2 separate regions of the Homo sapiens genome follow, and region 2 is linked to region 1. A link is an interaction called in ENCODE POLR2A ChIA-PET data of the cell type or tissue named here. Cell type or tissue: PC-3. All regions are shown on one strand. Each heading gives the region's core, and the rest is flanking DNA. Links, peaks and the distances in the headings are about the cores only.

The links. Peaks named below come from ENCODE experiments on the same cell type or tissue, not always from the same donor. Only the 100,000 strongest peaks of a DNase experiment are listed, where the experiment ranks them.
Region 2: POLR2A ChIA-PET joins it to region 1 with 18 read pairs; 2 of 35 experiments call an interaction of 5 or more read pairs at or near these places.

What each region holds. Positions count from the first base shown.
Region 1 is chr4:86,817,712-86,824,791 of GRCh38, reverse strand. SLC10A6 (solute carrier family 10 member 6) reads left to right here. Exons shown (of 6, transcript NM_197965.3): 6 at 890-1,324. The coding sequence ends at 1,104. Among named protein-coding and RNA genes, the nearest start is that of SLC10A6, 28 kb to the left of the region's middle. In PC-3, for the core only: no CTCF peak of the experiment used is centred there; no DNase peak of the experiment used is centred there.
Region 2 is chr4:86,517,973-86,525,052 of GRCh38, reverse strand. It overlaps a transcript of MAPK10 not described here. Among named protein-coding and RNA genes, the nearest start is that of MIR4452, 21 kb to the left of the region's middle. In PC-3, for the core only: a CTCF peak has its summit at 2,502 (motif pointing left); no DNase peak of the experiment used is centred there; H3K27ac peaks cover 861 bases.

The DNA of each region.
Region 1 (7,080 bases), core at 782-5,781:
ACATTGGGTGCTCATGGACATAAAGATGGCAATAATAGAAACTGGGGACTACTAGAAGAGGGAGGGAGGGGGCGAAGGTTGAAAAACAAACTGTTGGGTACTGTGCTCACTACCTGCGTGATAAGATCATTTGTTTCCCAAACTTCAGCATCACACAATATACCCAGGAAACAAACATGCACATGGATCTAAAAGTCGAAAAAGAAAAAAAAAAATATATATGTTCACATACACATATATATTTTAATCTTGGGCCATGGTAAATTTTTGCTGCTGTTAGGGAATTGGGTCTGAGTAAGACTCAATGATTACTGATAGAACTGATTATATACTGATTGCTGATTGTTATTATTATATACTGATTACAGATATAACAATCAATATAACAATATCAGGAATACCTGGGGCTTAATTTCCCCAACAGATAAGATAAATCCTATTAGAGTCAAACTCTTGGTCTCAGACCCAAGTTTTCTTTCCTTCTCATGGAGAGACTGAAGCAAGCATCATTTCTGGCTCATTCCCAGCTCTAGCCCAGAACCCAGGAGAGTGTCCTACTTCTAGTAAGCACTCGCAGTATTTGCCAGCTGACTAGCTGAATGAGTGAATGAATGAATGAATGAATGAATGAATATATGAGTGTGTAAGCTGTCAGCAACCTGATGAATGAGCCTCAATCACAAATGGTTCATCCAGACAAAAGAGCCATTCTGATACACTGAATCCTTCTGTTCTATAGCTTTCTCTCTTTCCCCCTTCTTTTCCCTGGGTGTTTATACATACATGATGCCACTGAAACAAACACCTGAAGGATTGACAAGTGTACAGTGTCACCAAATTAGACTCTTTGTTAAAGTGATTGTTAATACTTGTATGTTTTAACACCTAGCATATCAGACGTACAAGAGGAGATTGAAGAACAAACATGGAAAAAAGAACTCAGGTTGCACAGAAGTCTGCCATACGAGGAAATCGACTTCTTCCAGAGAGACCAATGCCTTCTTGGAGGTGAATGAAGAAGGTGCCATCACTCCTGGGCCACCAGGGCCAATGGATTGCCACAGGGCTCTCGAGCCAGTTGGCCACATCACTTCATGTGAATAGCAGGGACTAGCTGGCTGGACTGGCCCCCTTCTTTTTCAGTGGCCAGTAAAGACAGTGTGCAGCTGACACATGAATCTTGTTGGTAGGGCCAGTGTGAATATTTAAGTGTTCAATGTTAGAATATTTATATTTTCATGTGGATTGTGAATTGTGATGGGATCACTTTTGGAGATTCCCATTTCAGGGAGTTTCTTCTGGGGGTTAACATAACGTATCAATGAGCTGCCTTGTATGTTCTTGTCTTCCCATGCAGCAAATAGTACCTGGCAGTAGGTAAAATCCTTCATTAGGGGAACTTATCCTTATGTTGTGGATTTTTTTTTTTTGAGACAGAGTCTTGCTCTGTTGCCCAGGCTGGAGTGCAGTGGCACAATCTCGGCTCACCACAACCTCCGCCTCCTGGGTTCAAGTGATTCCCTTGCCTCAGCCTCCCAAGTAGCTGGGATCACAGGTGTGTGCCACCATGCCTGGCTAATATTTTGTATTTTAGTAGAGATGGGGTTTCACCATGTTGGCCAGTCTGGTTTCGAACTCCTGGTCTCAAGTGATCTGCCCGCCTCAGCCTCCCAAAGTGCTGGGATTACAGGCATGAGCCACTGCGCCCAGCCACGTTGTGGATTTTAATTGAACAAGAGTTAGAACTCTAAGTAGAGGAGATGTCACCTCATACTGCAGGGTGACGCAGACCTATGTGACTTCTTGACTCTGGGCAGGTCCTCAGGTGCACTGAGAGGAGAACAAATAGCTCTTATAATAAATGGGGCAGTTTTCTCAAATGATTATTATTTTTAAGAAATTGAAAATCATTTTGATTATAGATGTAACACAAGCTTGGAAAGAATTTAAAACACACATACGGTTAAAAATGGAATGCCCTGTATTTTCACTTTCTAAAGATTGACACATGGTTGGGCACAGTGGCTCATGCCTGTAATCCCAGCACTTTGGGAGGCTGAGGTGGGCAGATCACCTGAGGTCAGGAGTTCAAGACCAGTCTGGCCAACATGGTGAAACCCCATCTCTACTAAAAATACAAAAATTAGCCAGTCATGGTGGCATGCACCTGTAATCCCAGCTACTTGGGAGGCTGTGGCAGAAGAATCACTTGAACCCAGGAGGCAGAGGTTGCAGTGAGCTGAGATCACGCCACTGCGCTCCAGCCTGGGTGACAGAGTAAGACTCTGACTCAAAAAAAAAAAGAAAGACCCATGTGTATCCTTCTAAGCTGTGTATGTAAACTGTATCATTTTAAGAACCTTGAGATCATTCCATATATTGTTTTGTAAGTCACTTGATGACACATTATGGAACATCTTTGAGTGTCAGTCTGTGTTGACCTACCTCATTCTTTAGTATAGTAGTGATGTGGAAGTATTCTATTGTGTGGAAGGACTGTAATTTATTTAACCACTCCTTATTCATGGACACTTAGATAGCTTTCAGCTTAACAGTATTACAGTGCTGTTACAAACACTTTTGCCTTTAGGTGCAAGTATTTCTGTAGGCTCACTTCCTGTGACTTGAATTTCCAAGCCAATTGCTTACCGAAATGTATGACAGATTGCTATCTGGCAACGTTGTACAGCAGTGCCTGAGAGGGCCTGGTTTCCCACAGTCTCACCAGTCAAATGAATGATCAATTTTGATTGGTTAAAACATCTCATTTAAAATTTCATTTAGGCTGGGCGCGGTGGCTCACGCCTGTAATCCCAGCACTTTGGGAGGCCGAGGCGGGTGGATCACGAGGTCAGGAGATCGAGACCATCCTGGCTAACACGGTGAAATCCTGTCTCTACTAAAAATACAAGAAATTAGCCTGGTGTGGTGGCGGGCGCCTGTAGTCCCAGCTACTCTGGAGGCTGAGGCAGGAGAATGGCGTGAACCCAGGAGGCGGAGGTTGCAGTGAGCCGAGATCATGCCACTGCACTCCAGCCTGGGCAACAGAGCGAAACTCCATCTCAAAAAAAAACAAAAAACAAAAAACAAAATTTCATTTAAAAACTGAATGAACTAAAGCATTTTTCACAATCACTTGGCAACTTATGTCCTTTGCCTGCTTTTCTATTGTATCTTTTCCTTTTTGATGTATAGATTTTGAACCATAATGATAAGTGACAATGTGTCCTATGTTTTGTCAACATTTTACCTACTCGTTTATCTTTTGTTACTCTATGTCTTTTGCAATACAGAGTTTTATTTTTTTAATATATTCAGCTTATTAATCTTATTAAGAATGTTTTTTTTTTGCTCTGATCTCTGCCAAATGTTAGCATATTTATATATTTGTGTGGATTGTGAATTGTGATAGAATCTTTTTTTGAGAATGTATTTGGCCCCTTTTCAGGGAGTTCTTTCTGGGGGCTTACACAACATATTTACTAGCTGCTGTGTGTACTTCTTGTCTTCCCATGCAATACATGATGCCTGGCAGTAGGTAAATCTGTCCTCTACTAGAAATTATTAAAAATATTTTCCCATATGTTTTTCTAATACTGTGATGGAGCAAATACATACATACTTATTCCATTTTGAATTTTTCCTGTATGGCATAATAATCTAATTTTTTTATAGTTAATTATCCAAACATCATATATTGAATCATTATTCTTTTATCTACTGATTTGAAATGCTACCCTTATCACATAACTTCCTATATAATGTGTTTTTGTTGGGACTCTGGTTCCATTTTGTGTCTATTCTTATTTGTAAGTTTTGAAATGTGTGAGAAAGTGTTTTGAGATTTAATGTTTATAATGTTATTTTGTAAGTATTCCCAATAACTTGTGGGTTAATGCAATGACAATGATTATTGTATTTTCCACCAATTCAGAAAGCCTTTGTGGTAGTACAGAAGGAGCCCCATTAGGTCTTAGAGCCACGGCACTTTTTATATGGAAAAGAACTATGCAGATTTGTGACTTGTTAATTCTCAACTGTTGGTTTACTATTCGGAGAGTCCCCTTTATCCATATGATAAATGTTTACATAATGAGAAGCTAGTCTGTGCTATGTTCAGGCACATGGGACATGGCTCCTGCCCTCACAAAGTTTATAGTCTAGTAGGGGAATAGATCACTGCAATGAACACAGTTAGGAGAGTTGCAAGTAACAGAGATTTCCAGCTCTAAAATGAGTATTACCGTGAGGTTTTTTTTTGTTTGTTTTTTGTTTTTTTTTTGAGATGAAGTCTTGCTCTGTCATCCAGGCTGGAGTGCAGTGGCGCGATCTCAGCTTACCGCAACCTCCACCTCCCAGGTTCAAGCAATTCTTCTCCTGCCTCAGCCTCCCCAGTAGCTAGAACTACAGTCACGTGCCACCACGCCTGGCTAATTTTTGTAGTTTTAGTAGACATAGGGTTTCACCATATTGGCCAGCCTGGTCTTGAACTCCTGACCTCAAGTGATCCGCCTGCCTTGGCCTCCCAAAGTGCTGGGATTACAGGCGTGAGCCATCGTACCCGGGCTCCATGAGTTTTAAAGAATCCACAAAAAATGAATTTCTAAATTGTTTCTCCACATAGACACCTAAAACAAAATGGTAAAATTTAATGCTGTTCTGAAAGCTTAACAATATGGTCAGTATTTACAACAGTTAGGACGTTCCAAGGATGAGGGACACCAAAAGGATGAGGGATACCAAAGGCCATCCTTTAAGATAGAAACAACACATCAGAAGATGGCCATCTCCATAGATGGTTTGTAAACATGTTACTGACAAGAACTTGAAATAGTGAAGATGTTCAGAAGGCCACGTTATCTTTAGAACAAAAAATATAACTGGAAAAAAGTCCGATTTGAGTAAGTTGCATTCTAATTGATGTAAAGAATCATGAGTTAATAAAAGCTGGGACCTATATGAAACTCAGAAGTGGGGCCAGAGAAATCATGTTAAGCAGAATGAGTCCATGTCTAAGAGGAAAGAGGCAGCTGGATGGTCGTGGCAGCAGAGTGCAGTGGAGAGAACACAGGCTGTGTCAGGGCTGCCTGCATTCCACTTTTTTTTTTTTTTTTGAGTTGGAGTTTTGCTCTTGTTGCCCAGGCTGGAGTGCAATGGCGTGATCTCAGCTCACTGCAACCTCCGCCTTCCAGGTTCAAGTGATTTTCCAGCGTCAGCCTCCCGAGTAGCTGGGATTACAGGCACCCGCTACCACACCTGGCTAATTTTTGTATTTTTTTTTTTTTAGTAGAGATGGGGTTTCACCCATGTTGGACAGGCTGGTCTCGAACTCCCGACCTCAGGTGATCCGCCTGCCTGGGCCTCCCAAATTGTTGGGGTTACAGGCGTGAGCCACCGTGCCCAGCCTGCATTCTACTTTAATAGCTAGGAGACCTCCACAGCTATTGGTTGAAGTCAGTCAGAGCTGAAATTGAACGTTTACCTTGGGTATCTGGGCAACTTTGGGCAAGTGACAATCCCTCTGGGGTTTAGTTTCCTCTCTAAAAAAGGTTGATAACACATTCAATCCTGAACAACCTGAAAACGAGGCAAGGTGAAAACACCTGGTCCAATCCATAAGTGATCAATACTTGTTACATCCCCTACTTTTTTCTTGTGTAATCAGAAATACCCTTTGCGTCGAGGATCATTCAGCCTAACCCAGTTAATGAATGACATGTTGGTCTCTAGGCAACCTTCCCATTGGCCTTGACATGTACTTTCCCCAGCAGGAGGAGCCCCTTCTGAATGTCCAGCCTTCCTCATTCTGTTAGACCCACCTATAGCTTCCTTGTAAGCTAATAAATCAGCAACATGGTTTATCAGTGTCCTGAGGTTTTGCTTAGCACAACCTTTGGAATATGGTTATAGTTTGGTTGAGTGAATAAAACTATGTCTCTAAACCTGTAAAAATTGAAGACTACTTTTAAATACTTCCTATCAGTGAATCTCCTCAATAGTTACAAATTCAGAATCTTCTAAATATGTATGAAGATCTTGAAAAATTGGCATAGTGTTCGCTACCTTATACGGAATGGTGGAAACTGAGGCAGAATTGGAAAGGCACACACTACTTGCTGGGACCCAGTATCAATTGCTGTCTTTGTCCTTATGAACAGAATCAAGATATTGTTCATAGCTAGACAGCAACACATCTAGCTAAAAATAACTTTCTTGAAGCTAGAGATGGGCATCTGACAGATTTTGCTAAGACAGAAGGAAAAGTCTGCCCTTGACTTCTGGGAAATTTTGCTTTCTTGCCCTAGTACTGTTTGACCCATTTTCCTTGCCAATTCTTGTTTCTTTTCTGGAATGTGGATATAATAGCTGGAGCTGTGGCAGCCACTTCCAGGCCAAGGAAAGGCCAAGGATATTTATAGCGCTGTTGACATTCTTGAGCTATAGAATTAACTGCCTACTTCTGAGCAACTGCCTTCTGAGCTTGGTTTCTTAAGGAAAGAAAATAAACTCTAAGCCCTCTAGAATTTGTGAAAGGAAAATAAAAACTTGGGACCCCAATTCACTCCGCCAAAAGGAAAAAAATGAAGCTGAAAGCTGAGTCATGCAAGAAACTGCATTTCCTTTTGTTCCTAAGCAGATAGCTACAGATAAAAGGTTAAATATCTCCACAGGTAGTTACTCTACGTTCACCTTATCTATGTGCTGAGTGCAAGATAAATACATAACTATTTCCCTATCTGCTCCTTTTCTCCTGCAACATGTGGGTTCAGTGATGTGACCATACCCCTCTTCTTTCCCCTCCAGCTCACTTTTCTCCTTTAAATATTGAAACCCTCAAATTCATCTTTGGAGAAAGGCACAGACCACAGACTATTTCTGTGATTCCATGTCATTTCTTCCAGGCATGTCCTTCACCTTGGCAAAATAAACTTCTAAATTGAGACATGTCTCACATACTTATTGATTTACAACTTGTAGGCCTGTTTGGTTGCTTTTGCTTACTTGCAGTCAAATATAATCCCAAATTGATACAGTAAAGTTTCGATTGGCTTTAAAATATTATGCAGGTCAGCCTATAAT
Region 2 (7,080 bases), core at 954-5,953, 300 kb after region 1:
GTGCTGGGTTTACAGGCATGAGCCATCATGCCTGGACTGCTTGTGTTTCTTTATGTCAATGATAATTATTCAGCTTGCTAACGCCTGAAGAATAGAGACTATAAATTATTTTTGCATACTCCACAACACAAACCTGAGTGTTTCATATATGGCAGGTACCAGATATTAGGTTGGTGCAAAAGTCATTGCGGGCTTTTTTTTTTTTTTGCACCAACCTAATTTAAATATTTGTTGAGTGATAGGCTAATGTAGGGTTAATTATCTAATGGATAGGAAACTAAAACAACAGCAGCAGAAGCAAGAACAACAACAACAACTTAAAAAAAACTAATTCAGTAATAGAAAGGGGAGAGAGAGTGTAAATGGCAGTGTTACATGACCAGAAACATGTTTAGGAAGATGAATATGTGCAAAGCTGCCAGATTTAACAAACAAATATACGGGAAACCCTGTATCTTACCTGGCAACCCTAGTATGGTGTTAATGTAGACTCTTTAGAAGACTTGAGAAGGAAGACAATGGAGATAACTAGGAGACTACTGAAATTATTGTGGGAGAAGAAACTTTCTGACAAATACATGTGCAAGAACTGAATTGAGGGCACACTGTGGAGGTAGAATGTACAGGACTTGCTGACTGGATGTGGAAGGTAAGGTAGAAGTGAAATCAAGTGATTACTTCAAGATTTTTAATTTAGATTACTAAGTAGGTGATTGCATAAAAATGATATCCAGAAAGCTAGGAGGAGAGTTAGAGAGTAAAGGGATTATCTTGGTCAATTTTGTGTTACCATAACAGAATATCTGACACTAGGTAATTTATAGAGAAAAAGGTTTATTTTTCTTATGATTCTGATGGCTGTAAAGTTCAAGATTGGGCATCTGCATGATGAGAGCCTCAGTCTCCTTCTACTTCATGGTGGAAGGTGAAGGGGAGCTTGTACGTGCAACGATCACATTGCAAAAGAGGAAGCAAGAGAAAGGGTGGGAAAAGCGGCAGGCTCTTTTTAACAACCAGCTCTCTTGGGAACTAATGGAATGGGAACTCACTCACCCTTGAAGGAGGATATTAATCTGTTCATGTAGGATCCACTCCCATGACCCAAACACCTCCCATTAGGCCCCACCTCCAACATTGGTGATCAGATTCCAACATGAGGTTTGGAGGGGACAAACATCTAAGCCAAGCGTAGATAGAGAAAGAAAATGAGTTCAATGTAAACATTTTTGAATTTGCCAGATGAAATAACCATCGGATATTTAGAGATATAGATTTAGAGCCTTTGAGAGATTTGGTAAATACAGACATATGATTGCCTTTAAAGGACTCTGGAAAGTAGGGGTAGATTTTGCTGGAATGCCAGGTGGTTGATCCAGGGTGAAGACATGTATCTCCTGAAGCTGAATTTGGATCAAGAAACGGAAGAGCCAAATGTATATAAATGTTCCCTTGAACAGTGGTGTATATATTAGTGTAATTTCACAATGGTGATGTAAATCCGAGTATAACAGAGAAGTGATGAAGCAAGAAAATTTCCCCTTAACTCTTGCAGAACTTTACCACAGTGGAAACTTACCAGAATCTCTGATGGTTTTGCCTTTGGTATGGGGAATAAAGGGCAAGAGATAAATTTGAATAGGCAGTGCTGTTGCTCCTGCTTAAAGCACTCCTGGAACTCTTAGCCAGGTATTTGTAGCCAGATGTATTCTTGGATAGCTCTATTAAAGACTTATAGTAGGAGGATATGTGTATGGCAGGGATTGGGGATGGGGGTCAGTGTGTTCCACAAATCCATAACCCTCCTGTAATGCTGCTGTGCTGCTCAATAAATATTTATTGAAAAAAAGTGAATGAAAGAGTGAATATTGAATAAATAGCTAGAGATATACCTATTAATAAACATAAAGGTAATAATAATAAAGGTATTAATAATATCAATATAAGTGTAGTAGAATGAATGATATGAAAAATTAGAAATTAATTATTTCCCATGAGTCTTTAGATGTCTAAGGAACTTATGTTGCAAAAGGACACAAACTGGAGAACAGTCCAAAAAAATGTATTTCTAGCCCTGTCACATGCTTTTTCCTGCATATAGCAACAAATTCTGTGTGTGGTAGTGCTGGCATTTTTCCTCCCATGAGGATGCATAGAATGTCAGCACCTGTTTACAGTTGCTGTAACAACTGTAAGTCACAATGGCTTTTCCATGTGAAGAGGGAGGAACAAAGTGGGGAGAGTTGGATAAAAATATGTATGAACAGGTGCATGAATCAAATAAGTCCCCAGAGGTAGAAAAAGAGGATCTATGTGTAGCTTCTCACACAGATCACTCCTCCTATCTGTAGTCAGCAAATGGATTTTGATAACCTGAGAACAAAATTAGAATGGAAGGATTTAGGTGGGGAACAAAAAGAACCAGAACCAACGAAATAAGAGCACAGCCTCTACCAAGAATACAACAAAACAGGAGAATTTTTTTTTTTAAGTTTAAATGTTTGGAGCTCCATCTTCTGGTTATGAAGCGGGATAGAATTGAAATGCACTATTAATCATAAAAGCTAAAATGTATCAATAGGAACTGTGTTAAACGTATCATCTCATTTAATTTATCTGCCCTGCCAAATAAACTACCAACTCTTGAACATGAAAATTAAGGTAGTTCATATTCTAGCTCCAACCTCGTTTCATCATTCATTTAACAAGCTTATACTAGAGCCTAATAGGCAAACAGTATTATGTTTTACATGTCTGGGCTTTCTGGGAAGTACAAACCCATCATTCTTGACACCTACTTTCAAGGAGTGACTCTTTAATTGCCATCAAAACACATAATGAGAAAAATGCCACAAGACAGCCAAAAAACTGAGTTTCCAAAGTGTGATAGAGGGATAAGTCAGACTCTGAACACACACCCCACTGGGGAACCTGAAAATCTAGATCATGGGAAAAGGAGTTAACCTTACCTAGAGCTGAAATGGATTTAGGGACCCAGGTGAAATATAAAAGTAGAAGAAGCAGTGTGAAGAGCCCTGTAGGCACTCCCAGTCCCCAGCTCAACCCAGGGAAGCCATTCCTGGCCTAATCTCACAGAGGTCCTTGGGGAAGGGAAGGCAGCCAGCAGAACTGGGGAGGGACCACAGGGTGAAGGAAGCTCCCAGCTGAACTTTGTAATAATTTCAACTGAGCACAAATTTTCCTGACCACAATTGGTGGTGGTAGGGGGATGGTGAATGGGAAGTGCCGATACAAGTATACAAGCCACAGCTGATGGCGTGGGCAGGCAGGAAGCAGCAAAGCCTGAGAGCCCTGTGTGCTTTCTCAGTGGGGAGGATTGTAGCCTGGGGCAAGATCTCAGCCCTGCCCACCAGCTGCCTATATATAAACTCAGTGTGGTTGGGGGGCATAGTGGGAGTGAGACTGGCCTTAGTGGCTGCATAGGAGCTGGGTGATGTCTGTCACTGCTAGCTTTCCCCTACCTCCCTGGTGGCCTGTATGATGCAGCAGAGGCAGCCATAATCCCCCTGGGAACATAACCCCATTGGCCTGAGAACCACCCCCATCCCCGACAGTGGCCACAACAAGCCTCACCCAGAAAGAATCTGAGCTCAGACCCACCTAACCCTGCCCTGACCTGATGGCTTTTCTCTACCTGCCCTGGTAGCTGAAGACAAAAGACAAAAACTCTTGGGAGCTCTATGCTCTATGGCCCTACCCATTGCCTGAGAAACCCAAGTACTCATTCTGGCCAACATAGGGTAAGATTATATCCCCCTTCTACTAGATGCTGTCTTGAAAGCACCATCTCCTGGCTGGAGGCCAACCAACTCAATACATTACAGCAAGTCAGAACAACCCTGCTCCAAAGAAGGAGAAAACAACAGCTAATTCCACTGCCTGCAACAACCTGGCTAACCAGAGGTCCTGAGCCTGTCCACATGAAAGCTTCACTGCTAGCATAACCAGCATTTGAGAAAACAAGTACACTAAACAAAATTACAACAAAGGACTTTCACAGAGTCCACTTCATTCCCTTGCCACCTCCACCAGACCGGGTGCTGGTATGTATGGCTGGGAGAGCTGAAGATGGATCACATCACATGACTCTTTGCAGACATTTTCCAGCATGAGCCAGGAATCCAGTAGCCCCATTGGGTGACTAGACCCCGAAGGGCAATAACAATCACTGCAGTCTGGCTGTCAGGAAACCCCATCCCTAGGGGAAGGGGGAGAGCACCACATCAAGGGATCACCATGTGGGATGAAAGAATCTGAACAGCAGCCCTTGAGTTCCAGAATCTTCCACTGAAAAAGTCTATCCAAATAAGAAGGAGCCAAAAAGTAACTGTTCATATGACAAAACGAGATTCTATCACACCCCCAAAAGATCGCATTAGCTCTCCAGCTATGGCTTCAAACCAAGAAGAAATCTCTGAATTGCCAGATAAAAAGTTCAGAAGATTGATTATTAAGCTACTCAAGGAGGCACTAGAGAGAGATGAAAACCAACTTAAAGAAATTAAAAAAAAATACAGGATATGGATGAAAAAGCCTCCAGTGAAACAGATATCATAAAGAACAGACAATCACAACTTACGGAAATGAAAGACACCCTTAGAGAAATGCAAAATACACTGGAAAATTTCAACAATAGAATCAAACAAGTAGAAGAAAGAACTTCAGAACTTGAAGACAAGGCTTTCAAGTTAATTCAATTCAACAATGACAAAGAAAAAGCAAAAAAATTGAACAAAGCCTCCAAAAAATTTGGGATTATGTTAAACAACCAAACATAAGAATAATTGGTGTTCCACGGAAGAAGATAAATCTAAAAGTTTGGAAAGCTTATTTGAGGGAATAATCGAGGAAAACTTCCCTGGTTTTGCTAGAGATCTAGACATCCAAATATAAGAAGCTTAAAGAACACCCAGGAAATTCATTGCAGAAAGATTATAACCTAGGCACATAGTCATCAGGTTACCTAAAGTCAGAATAAAGAAAAGAATCTTAAGAGCTGTGAGGCAAAAGCATCAGGTAACTTATAAAGGAAAACCTGTCAGATTAACAGCAGATTTCTCATCAGAAACCCTGCAAACTAGAAGAGATTGGGGTCCTATCTTTAGCCTCCTTAAACAAAATAATTATTAGCTAGGAATTTTGTATCCAGCTAAACTAAGCTTCATAAATGAAGGAAAGATACAGTCTTTTTCAGTCAAACAAATCCTGAGAGAATTTGCCTCTATCAAGCCAGTACTACAAGAAATGCTAAAGGGAGTACTAAATCTTGAAATAAAACCTCAAAATACCCCAAAATGGAACTTCTTTAAAGCATAAATCTCACAAGACGTACAAAACAATAACACACACACACACAAAATGAGGTATTCAGGCAACAACTAGCATGATGAATAGAACATTACCTCACATTTCAATACTAACGATGGCCTAAATGCTCCACTTAAAAGATGCTGAATGGCAGAATGGATAAGAATTCACCAACCAAATATCTGCTGTCTTCAAGAGACTCACCTAATACATAAGGACTCACATAAACTTAAGGTAAAGGGGTGGAAAAATATATTCCGTGCAAATGGAAACCACAAGTCATCAGGAGTAGCTATTATTAGACAAAACAGACTTAAAGTCTGTTAAAAACAACAACAGTTTAAAAAGACGCAGAGGGACATTATATAATGATAAAAGGATTAGTCCAACAGGAAAATATCACATTCCTTAATATATATGCACATAACATTGGGGCTTTCAAGTTTATAAAACAATTACTACTAGACGTAAGAAATAAGATAGATGCCAACACAATAATAGTGGAGGACTTCGATACTCCACTGAAAGCACTAGACAAATAATCAAGACAGAAAGTCAACAAAGAAACAGTGGACTTAAACTATACCCTAGAATAAATGGACTTAACAGATATTTATAGAACATTCTACCCAACAGCTGCAGAATATACATTCTTCTCTTCAGCACATGGAACATTCTCCAAGAGATGCCATATGATAGGCTGCAAAACAAGTCTCAGTAAATTAAAAAAATCGAAATTATATCAAGTACACTCTCAGACCACAGTGGAATAAAATTGGAAACTAACTCCAAAAGGAACCCTCAAAACTATACAAATACATGGAAATGAAATAATCTGCTCCTGAATGATGTTTGGGTCAACAATGAAATCAAGATGTAAATTAAAAAATTATTTGAACTGAACAATAATAGTGACACAGCCTATCAAAACCTCTGAGATACAGAAAAAGTGATGCTAAGAGGAAAGTTCATAACATTAAATGCCTACGTTAAAAAGTCTAAAAGAGCACAAATAGACAATCTAAGCTCACATCTCAAAGAACTAGAGAAACAAGAACAAACCAAACCCAAGCCCAGCAGAAGAAAAAAAAAAAAACAAAGATCAGAGCAGAACTAAATGAAATTGAAACCAAAAAAATACAAAAGATAAATGAAACAAAAAGCTGGTTTTTGAAAAGATATACAAAATCAATAGACCGTTAGTGAGATTAACCAAGAAAAGAAGAGAGAAGATCCAAATAAATTGAATTAGAAATGAAATGGGAGATATTACAACCGATACCACAGAATTACAAAAGATCATTCAAGGCTACTATGAACACCTTTATGTGCACAAATTGGAAAACCTAGAGGAAATGGATAAATTCCCGGAAATATACAAACCTCCTAGATTAAGCCAGAAAGAGGCCAGGTGTGGTGGCTCATGCCTGTAATCTCAGCACTTTGAGAGGCCAAGGCGGGCAGATCACTTGAGGCCAGGATTTCGAGGCAAGCCTGGCCAACATGGCAAAACCCTGTCTCTCCTAAAAATACAAAGGTTAGCCGGGTATAGTGGAGCATGCCTGTAATCCCAGCTGTTCGGCTGGCTGAGGCAGGAAAATCGCTTTAACCTGGGAGGTGAAGGTTGCAGTGAGCCAAGACTGCACCACTGTACTCCAGTCTGGGTGACAGAGCAAGACTCTGTTCAAAAAACAAAACAAAACAAAACCCAAAACCAAAAAACAAACAAAAAACAGGAAGAAATAGGAACTCTGA